Regions from separate parts of the Homo sapiens genome. Here region 1 is linked to region 2. Evidence: read pairs that join two places in POLR2A ChIA-PET (ENCODE). Cell type or tissue: CD4-positive, alpha-beta T cell. All regions are shown on one strand.

What was found. ChIA-PET counts read pairs that join two places held together with the same protein. Peaks named below come from ENCODE experiments on the same cell type or tissue, not always from the same donor. Only the 100,000 strongest peaks of a DNase experiment are listed, where the experiment ranks them.
Region 1: POLR2A ChIA-PET joins it to region 2 with 5 read pairs; 5 of 35 experiments call an interaction of 5 or more read pairs at or near these places.

What each region holds. Positions count from the first base shown.
Region 1 is chr1:16,254,882-16,259,881 of GRCh38, forward strand. FBXO42 (F-box protein 42) reads right to left here. Exons shown (of 10, transcript NM_018994.3): 5 at 1,725-1,878; 6 at 830-940. Among named protein-coding and RNA genes, the nearest start is that of CPLANE2, 20 kb to the left of the region's middle. In CD4-positive, alpha-beta T cell, no CTCF peak of the experiment used is centred here; no DNase peak of the experiment used is centred here.
Region 2 is chr1:16,384,943-16,389,942 of GRCh38, forward strand. All of the region lies in intron 1 of SZRD1 (SUZ RNA binding domain containing 1), which reads left to right. Among named protein-coding and RNA genes, the nearest start is that of SZRD1, 20 kb to the left of the region's middle. RefSeq lists enhancers at 639-1,139, 1,140-1,640. In CD4-positive, alpha-beta T cell, no CTCF peak of the experiment used is centred here; a DNase peak (open chromatin) is centred at 2,058; H3K4me3 peaks cover 1,092 bases; H3K27ac peaks cover 980 bases.

The sequences.
Region 1 (5,000 bases), 130 kb before region 2:
CAGTTTTCCTGTTCCTACCCATTCCACAACCCATCCCATTTGTTTTTTTCTTTTCTTTCCTTCTTTCTTTCTTTTCATGCCCTTTACATGTGGCTCAACCAACCTATCACATTTGGAGGGCCCACCATTTCCACTTGTCCTGTCAATCTCCCCCTCTTCTCCTCTAAAGCCCAAAAGGGCAAGAGCTGGGTAATAAAGTAGAATAAGTAAAAGCATTCTGTTCTCGAAAGTTGGCCTTCTGCAGGCACAGCACAGCAGGCAAGGTGGAGGTTCCATCAGAATTTGATCCTACTGAATAGAACCATATGTCAAAGAGATTCTATATAACTATGATTTTATAGAGCAAATTTTTCAATTTATTGGTCTGTGATTAAGGGATTAAAGAACAGAATGCTAGGATGAGATAACTAATTGGATTAATTAGAGCCATGCTCAGGAATACTGACCCTAACTTACTTTTTTTTTTTTTTTCCTTAAGAGTCTCGATCTGTTGCCCAGGCTGGAATGCAATGGGGTGATCTTGGCTCACTGCAATCGCCACTTCCCAGGTTCAAGCGATTCTCCTGCCTTAGTCTCCCAAGTAACTGGGACTACAGGTGTGTGCCACCATGCCCGGCTAATTTTTGTATTTTTAGTAGAGATGGGGCTTCGCCATGTTCGCCATGCTGGTCACAAACTCCTGACCTCAGGTGATCCACCCACCTTGGCCTCCCAAAATGCTGGGATTACAGGTGTGAATTAGGCACCTGGTCCCTAATTCACTTTTAAACCTGTTATTCCCAGGAGTATTTACCTTCAGGCTCATATGGAGCAAACCAAATGTACTTACATTTGCCGGGATCCTAAAGAGCCACCAAAGACAATCATTTTATCATCTATCACACAGGAGGAGTGGCCAGCCATGGGAGGTGGCCCATGGGTTGTCACAATGCAGTTCCACCTAATGTAAAAAGACAGGAGGAAGTCAAGAAGTCAGCACCACACACTTTATGTAAAAATAGTAAGTAGGCATCCATTTAAAATGATAATCCTATCACTTTCAGCAGAGATTTGTTGGGATAATAAGTAGAGGATGGCATAATGTATTTATGCCTTTCCTACAAGTTTGCTTAAAGTTATCTTCTTTCAAGTTCTGAATGTAAACGGTCTGGAGGGAGAGAGATGAGAAAACGATGACAAGAGACAAGATCATGGCTTCTTTGGCCTGGTTTGCTGACAAAGCACCACCTGCCACCTGCTACCTTTCCCTATGGTCCTGATCAGTAACAGCTAACAAGCGCCACGTACTAAGTCTTCCATTACAAGAAACGGCGGTTGCTGTCATTAAGAGATATATGTTTGAAAAACAATTCAGAGTAAGTCTTGGAGACACAGTTAGGAGTAAGGAATCATCTGGATCTACAACACTCCTGGAGTGTTAGCAGCCAAAGCTGAAGAGCTCGCTGTTCTTCAACTGGCTCATTCATTTTTCTTGAAAGAGGAATAAATCTCTTCTATTTTTTCTCTTTAGAATAAGGATTCTAAATGCAGGGTTCTAAGAGAGTCCTGTAAACTCTCTGAAACTGTTGGTAAAATCTGTGAATATGTGCATTTTTCCCCTCCTGGGAAAAGAGTCCACAGCTTTCCATCTAATTCTCAAAGGGACTCTTGACACAAAAAAACAAAGAATCCACTGATTTAAGGCCTTTTCTTCCAGATTTAAAGAGTTTATCTTTGTGACTTACCAATTTTTAGAGGGTGAGTAAGTGTGTATTTCATCAAAGAATCTCTCTGGCTGGTGTAGGGGATAAGGGCTTGGCCGCGTCCAGCCACCAAACAGCACTAGCAAGTCCTTGTACACGACCAGAGTTGCTCCAGCTTTGGGGGAAGGATAGGACCCTAGGGAAAGTCAGTAACACCATGGTTAGCATTCAGGATCTCACAACAATCCGTAGTTAGGCTATCCATAGATCACCTTTCCCTGGAAGAGCAACAAAAGGGGAACTAATACTACAAAGTGTAGAGGAAAGGTGGAAAGAAAACTGGGTTTGAGTCTGAGAGAAAATCATCACTAATTCACACGTCTTTTATTATTAACAGAGAAATATGAGTTAGAGAAAAGTTACTTAGCCTCTCTCATGTTTATAATTTGCTCACCTAAAATTAGGGATGAGAGTACCTATCTCATAAGGCTGTTTTGAGTATTAAATAGTATATTCAAAGCACCTAACATAATGCCTGGCACATAGAAAGTGCTCAACAAATGAGCACCCCTTCCCATCCCTTTAACAAACTTAACAGAGGTCACAAAGAAAAGAAAGAATGTAGAGGACCAGGGAGAAGTATACATAGAGGCTGGATGTCTGGATGCAACTTAAAAATAACTCGTTACAAAACACAGGTAAGAAAAGGAGGCAGGAGGCAGTTCTTATTTGTCCCGTGAGTCAAATTTTAACATAGGGACCTCCAGGCCCCTAGCTATGGGCTTCACATAACCAGATAGCCTCAGCCTAGCACAAATGGGGCAGACCTTCAAGGATTGGTGTGAAGGAATTCCAGTGAAACCATAAGTCTTACACCAAACACCATCTAGACTGGACCTCTGGGCTACACTGACCAAATTCTGAAAAAAAACACTTTGGCTTATGCTGGAAAACTTTAGAGATAACAAATGTCTTACAGGAGCATAATTTTTCAAAATCTATTGTCTTTGAAATAACAATTGCTATTTTTCCCCATCCCTCACTCTACATGTCACCTTTAGTTTCCTCAAGACCAAAGTAACTTGTCCCAATATCCAGGTGTCAGTAAATACCAGAATACTTTTTTTTTCCTTTGGAGGTGGAGTCTCGCTTTGTCACCCAGGCTGGAGTGCAATGATGCAATCTCGGCTCACTGCAACCTCCACCTCCTGGGTTCAAGTGATTTTCCTGCCTTAGCCTCCTGAGTAGCTGGGATTACAGGCATCTGCCATCATGCCCAGCTAATTGTTGCATTTTTAGTTGAGATGGGGTTTCACCATGTTGGCCAGGCTGGTCTCAAACTCCTGACCTCAGGTGATCTACCCGCTTTGGCCTCCCAAAGTGCTGGGATTACAGGCGTGAGCCACCATGCCTCGCTGAGAATACTTTTTTTTTTAAAATCTTTTTTTTTTCTTTTTGGTTAAAGCTGCAGGACTCATTTTTCAAAGGATATCTTAAGCAGAAGAAATCCCAACACTACATTAACCTGACAGCAGTCGAGATGCTCCAATCTAGGTGGAGAGCTTTGCTTCCTCTTTCAGTAGCACATTACAGAACACTGTTTGAAAAGCCCTGCTCAGACTGCTTTAATGGTGTCACTTACAAAGTCTCAAGGTTGAGAAGGTAGAGCAGAGGACTGTCTTTCTTGTGATCTCACTTAGGGGAACAATACGATTTACTGAGAAGGCATCAGTCCTGAAGAGTACAGGGTGAGCATCTAAGAACACCATGTGGCATCAGCTATTTTTCATTTCTTCTTCCTTTTTTTTTTTTTGAGACAGGGTCTTGCTGTTGCCCAGGCTGGAGTGCAGTGGCACAATTACGGCTCACTGCAGCCTCAACCTCCTGGGCTCAAGGGATCCTCCCACTTTAACCTCCCAAATAGCTAGGAATACAGGCAAGCACCACCATGCCCGACTAATTTTTAAATTTTTTGTAGTGATGGGGACTCCCTGCATTGCCCAGACTGGTCTCGAACTCATGGGTTCAAGCAATCCTGCCGCCTTGGCCTTTCGAAGTGTTAGGATTACAGGTGTAAGCCACTGTGCCTGTCCGTGTCAACTATTTTGAATACTTTCATAAATAAAACCAACACTAATCCAGACCACAGGAACTGACTGTAGAAATGAGTCTTTATTTATTTATTAATCTTGAGACAGGGTCTAGCTTTGTCACCCAGGCTAGAGTGCAGTGATGCGATCATGGCTCACTGCAGCCTCGACTTCCTCAGGCTGAAGCAATCCTCTTGCTTCAGCCTCTCGAGTAGCAGAGGCTACAGGCATGTAATACCATATCCAGCTAATTTTTAAAATTTTTTTGTTGTGATCAGGTCTTGCTATGTTGCTCAGGCTGGCCACGAACTCCTGGCCTCAAGCGATCCTCCCGCCTCAGCCTCCCAAAGTGCTGGGATTATAGGCATTACCCACCTCACCCAGTCAGAAATCTTCTCTAGGAAGAGTTATCACATCAATCTGAAGTGCTGAGGTATTCTCTACCCTCAAATCCCACAAGAATAGTGATTAAAGAGGCTGTTGTCTTTCATATAGCCTTACTGTTCCTGGTCAAAAACATTTACCTCCCCAAGGGGATCTATCTCCTAGCCCAATTAGAAAGCCTAAGTAATATAATGGTCTAGTTAAAACACAACTATTGCTCTAAAATAATTTAATTTGTGAAATACCAGACAAAGCTTCCAAGTTCTTGCCTCTAACTTGGAAATCATCAGTACTATGAAACAGTTAGAAAAAAGAAAAAACAAATAAACACATCACAGACTTCAGCAAAATAGTAATGTAAACTCTCTAGACTAGAATGTGGATTTGGATTTGAGATACTGGGCTTAAAGAAATTATAAATGCAGTATAAGAATATATACCTCTTGCCAGGCGCAGTGGCTCACACCTGTAATCCCAGCACTTTGGGAAGCCAAGGCAGGCAGATCACTTAAGGTCAGGAGTTTCAGACCAGTCTGGCCAACATGGTGAGATCCTGTCTCTATTAAAAATATTAAAAAATTAGCCAGGCATGGTAGCCCACGCCTGTAATTCCAGCTACTCAGGAGGCTGAGGCACAAGAATTGCTTGAAACTAGGAGGTGGAGGTTGCAGTGAGCCGAGATTGAGCCACTGCACTCTGGCCTGAGTGAAAGAGCAAGACTCTGTCTCAAAAAAAAAAAAAAAGAAAGAAAGAAAAAAAAGAAAGAAAGAATATATACCTTTTAAGGTGGGACATATTCATAGAATTTTTAAAAGTATTCATAAAACATGGCATACATAATGTA
Region 2 (5,000 bases):
CCAGTTGTTATTCTTTGAATTTGAGAGAAACATTGGAAATGTCATCTTCTGAAATGAAAACTAACAGAGAAAGGCAAATCATTTGGGAAAAGTTACTTAAATGGTAACCTTGTTGCCAATAAAAGAGTATTTTCTAATTCAAAGTCCAAAGCAAGGGTCCCTCTTAGATCTCTGTTCAATATAAGATTGCTCTATTTCTTGGGAGTCGTGTTGGTGACACTGGAGACCAGAGGATTCCGGTTCTCAGAGAGAGGGATGCTGTGATGGAGTAGGACAGTACAGTCTTTTGGCTTGTATACTGAGGCACAGAGTGGGGAGGCCTGCTGTCCTTGGGGAGTGGGTAGCAGCAGATCAGGCACCAGAAAGGGTGAGACACCCCCTCTGACCCTTGTAGTGTAACAGGTGTGAGTTTGTTCACTTTGTCTCTTGTGAGCTTGGCTAGTTCGAATCAGTCCCCCAGGGCATCATCACCCCAGGCTGTTGTGTAAACATTCGTACCTGAGAAGGTACAACTGTAATGGTGCTTATACTTGCTGTGCTTTACACTAAGACCCAGAATAGCCTATTTCTTCCTCTCCTCTGCCTTTCTCACCTTTCTTTTTTCCTTGTCATCGACCTCTTAACGTTACAGGAGTAAACCTACCACTGTAATCTGCTTCACCTTACAGACACATCCCTATCTTTTGTCACCTTTGTTCCTTTTGTAGCTTGTGACAGTAACAAACTGGGTTGTTTGAGGTGACCCCTTCCCTGCTCTCCTCCTTGGGAATGATCTTATCCGCATTGTACTCCTAGGTCCCATACCCTAACTTTTCAGCCAGAGGCACATTTATAGCAAGGTTAAGGGCATCAGCAGCCAGTGAAGCTGAGCTTCCTCCTCTGGTGAGTTAAAATTGCAAATGTTGACATCTGATCCCATTCACCTTGTGGTTGTGGCTCTCCTTTACCTCCCATAAAGGACCAGCCCTGTCGAGAACCACCTTCCTCCCCACTGTGCTTCTTCATGATTTCCTGCCTCCGCTCTTTCCTTCTGGCTTTGCTTGTTCTCTGAGACCGAGAAGCTTGTGTCCCATTTCTGTAGATGTGTAGCCTCATAGGACAAGTGATGTCAAGGTTTGGCAACAGTAGATCTTTTGCTTAGGATTTGGACCCGGAACACAGAATGTCACCTTCTGTGGGCTGCTTGGTGCTACTTGGCTGAAGAGCCTTTCCAGGAGCAGGAGCCATAGGAGATCACTTTCCTGGCCACCGCCCTGTGTGGTATGCTTGTGCCCTAGCACTTGCCTTGTGCCCACTCACAGCAGTCACAGCGATGGTTTTCTTTGACTAGCGATGGAGGTCAGGCCTCTAACACAGGAGCCTAGACCTTGGGCAGGACTCTGCATCCTTGTCTAAAGAGAGGGTTCCCTTAGGTAGTACGATTCCTTATTTCAGGCCTGCATCTAGATGCTTCCCCACACAAGTTCTGAGGCCTGTTTAATTCCATTGGGCTATTGCATCTCTGGGGGAGATGCACATTTTCCTTGTAATACACCCTGTAGGAAAGTTTTGACTTGGTCCAGCTTTTCAGAGCATGAGTCTGAGAGCAGATTGATTGCAAGGCCTTGTCTGAGAAGAGAATAGACTGACTCATGATACCTGGACAGACTCCAGAGGGAGATGCGATGCCCTCTCCAGCTGCTGGCAGAGCATTCCTTCTCCTGCTTGGGCGCCTCTGAGCATGCTGGCGTCCAGCTGGCCATCTAAAGATGACCAGGATCCACTTTCCACCAAAGCTGCTTGGGTTTCCATCCCATTCTGTAATCTTATGGAAGAATCCCTCTCCAGCTCTGATAAAGCTCTTCTGCCTTTCACAGTGGAGTTGGATGAGAGTTGTAGTTCTTGGCATGCCAGGGAGCAGTGTGGAATTGGGGGAGATGACCAATATCTAATGGTTTATACTGGCATTTCCAGGGGATTTGAGCAATTGTCGGGGGAGGGTGGTATGTCAGCATAGGGGCCTCAAAAGGCGAATTCTAGGGCTGTCTCTGTGGTTTACTACCTTGTGACCTTGGGTAAGTTCCCTAACCCTCATCTGACAGAAGGATAAAAGCTACTTTGTCTGCCAAACAGGGCTGGTGTGAGCAGAAAATGAATGTCTGGGGAAGAATGTTGACAGCCATAATACATTATATCGATATAAGGTATTATTTTAAAAGCTATTAGTATTATATTACATGCCAAGTATGTTAATCATGTTCTAGTTTGGGGACAGAGGCGCATTTACTCAGACATGGCCTACGATGTCCTCTTGAAGCGCTTTTCTTCCACCCAGGCTCCTTGTGCTGGAACTGGGCAGATGGTCCATCTTCCTTAAACCCTAGAGGAAGAAGGAAGCAGTTTGCTTTCCTCAGAGGAGACCTGGATGGGACTTCTCAAATTCACTCTAATGTGTGAGGCCCATTTCTCTCTCTGTCTTATTTGGCTCTCGCAGCGATATGAAAGTGAAAGTTCACATAGTGAAGTTGGAAAATTCAGTGCATTGCCATAAAAATACTGATTTGGTTTCTTCTGCGCTAGATCTGGCCCTGTCTGCCAAAGCTTGTTGGCCGTCATTAGGCAGGGCAAGTGCTCTTTGGTGCCCTGCAGCCCCTTCACTTCCCCAGGTATGCTCCGTGCGAGTGGAGTTTGGCTGCTTGCCTGGTCTATGAAGGCATTTGGTCTCAACCCTCAAAGGCTTCTAAATTCTACAGCTGTCAAGGCTCTGTTTATGATGGAGAAACTCGAATAGGCAGTCTTGTATTTAGAGTGGAGCGAAATGATACAGTATGAAACTTTAAAACAAGAAGTTACTTGTGAGAAGCCCTTAAAAGGTAATAGGCAATAGACTAATATGAGCTGTAGTACTTACTCAGGTAATAACACTGGTATTAATAGAATTAATACAATTCCATCAATACAGTCATTTTCAGGACAGAGTACGTAGTGGACATAGATTCTGTGTGAGTGTCTGTGTTTGTCAGTTCACAGAAAACATCCAGGTCGTTCTCTTATTATTGGTGTACCTTTTCCATTCAGTCATTCAGCATTCTTTGGCACCAACTGTGTTCCAAGCTGGAGCGAGAGGTTTCCATTTTAGTGCCTTTCTGGCCCCTCCAGAGATTTGATGGTGCCTCAGAATACAATAAATTACATATATATATATATTTTGAGACAGAGTCATGCTCTATTGCCCAGGCAGGAGTGCAGTGGCATAATCTCGGCTCACTGCAACCTCCGTCTCCCAGGTTCAAGAGATTCTCCTGCCTCAGCCTCCTGAGTAGCTGGGATACCACGCCCAGCTAATTTTTGTATTTTTAGTAGAGACGGGGTTTCACCTTGTTGACCAGGCTGGTCTTGAACTCCTGACCTCAAGTGATTCACCCACCTCGGCCTCCCAAAGTCAAAGTGCTAGGATTGTAGGCGTGAGCTACCATGCCCAGCCAAATATATAAATATATTTTAAACACAAGTTAGTACCAATCAGGATAGGTGTCAGTGTTAGACTAGATTTAAATCTAGTTTCATATGGTTAATCTAGTTCATACTGTTTACAAGAGATGCAAATAAGGACATGGAAAGGTGAGAAAAACTATGTTCTAGGAAATACTGACCAAAAGAAAGCTGGCCAACTTTATTAATATGAAACAATACATTATAAGGCAAAAAAGATCACATCATAATGATACACTGTTTAACTTACTAGAAAGAATAAGTCTTTTTTTTTTTTTTTTTTTTTTTTTGAGACAGAGTCTTGCCCTGTCGCCCAGGCTGGAGTGCAGTGGTGTGATCTCCACTCACTGCAGCCTCCCTAGTAGCTGGGATTACATGTGCGCACCACCACGCCTGGATAATTGTTGAATTTTTAAATAGAAACAGGTTTTCACCCTGTTGCCAAACTGGTCACAAACTCCTGACCCCAAGTGATCCGCCTGCCTCAGCCTCCCAAAATGTTGGGATTACAGGCATAAGCCACTGTCACTGTGCCTGGCCAATAATTCTTAATTCTTTACCTGGTCAGTAGATCAAATGAGTCAGTAAGAATTTACAAGATTAGAACAATATAGCTAACCAGCTTGAACTTTGAACTGCACCCATCAACTGGAGAATAGTTATTTCCTTTTTTTTTTTTTTTTTTTTTGAGACAGAGTCTCGCTCTGTCGCCCAGGCTGGAGTGCAGTGGCACGATCTCAGCTCACTGCAAGCTCCACCTCCCAGGTTCACGCCATCCTCCTGCCTCAGCCTCCCGAGTAGCTGGGACTACAGGCACCCACCACCACGCCCGGCTAATTTTTTGTATTTTTTTGAGGGGGGGTGGGGGGGGGGCAGAGTCTTGCTCTGTCGCCCAGGCTGGAGTGCAGTGGCGCCATCTCGGCTCACTGCAAGCTTCGCCTCCCGGGTTCACGCCATTCTCCTGCCTCAGCCTTCTGAGTAGCTGGGACTACAGGCGTCCTGCCTCAGCCTTCTGAGTAGCTGGGACTACAGGCGCCCGCCACAACGCCTGGCTAATTTTTTTTTTTTTTGTATGTTTAGTAGAGATGGGGTTTCCACTGTGTTAGCCAGGATGGTCTCGATCTCCTGACCTCGTGATCCGCCCACCTCGGCCTCCCAAAGTGCTGGCATTGCAGGCGTGAGCCACCGTGCCTGGCCAATTTTTTGTATTTTTATTAGAGACGGGGTTTCACCGCGTTAGCCAGGATGGTCTCAATCTCCTGCCCTCGTGATCCGCCCGCCTCGGCCTCCCAAAGTGCTGGGATTATAGGCGTGAGCCACCGCGCTGGGCTGAGAATAGTTATTTTCAGAACATACAGAGCACTTACGAAAATGGCCTACATGCTGAGCCATGGGGCAGATCTCACCAAATTTCAAAGTCTCCACACTACGGCTGTGGTTCTTCACATTTTGCAAGTGATGGACTTCTTTGAAAATCCCAGTCTAATAAATTAAGGTTGCCCAGACTTAGCACTGTTGACTTTTGGGGT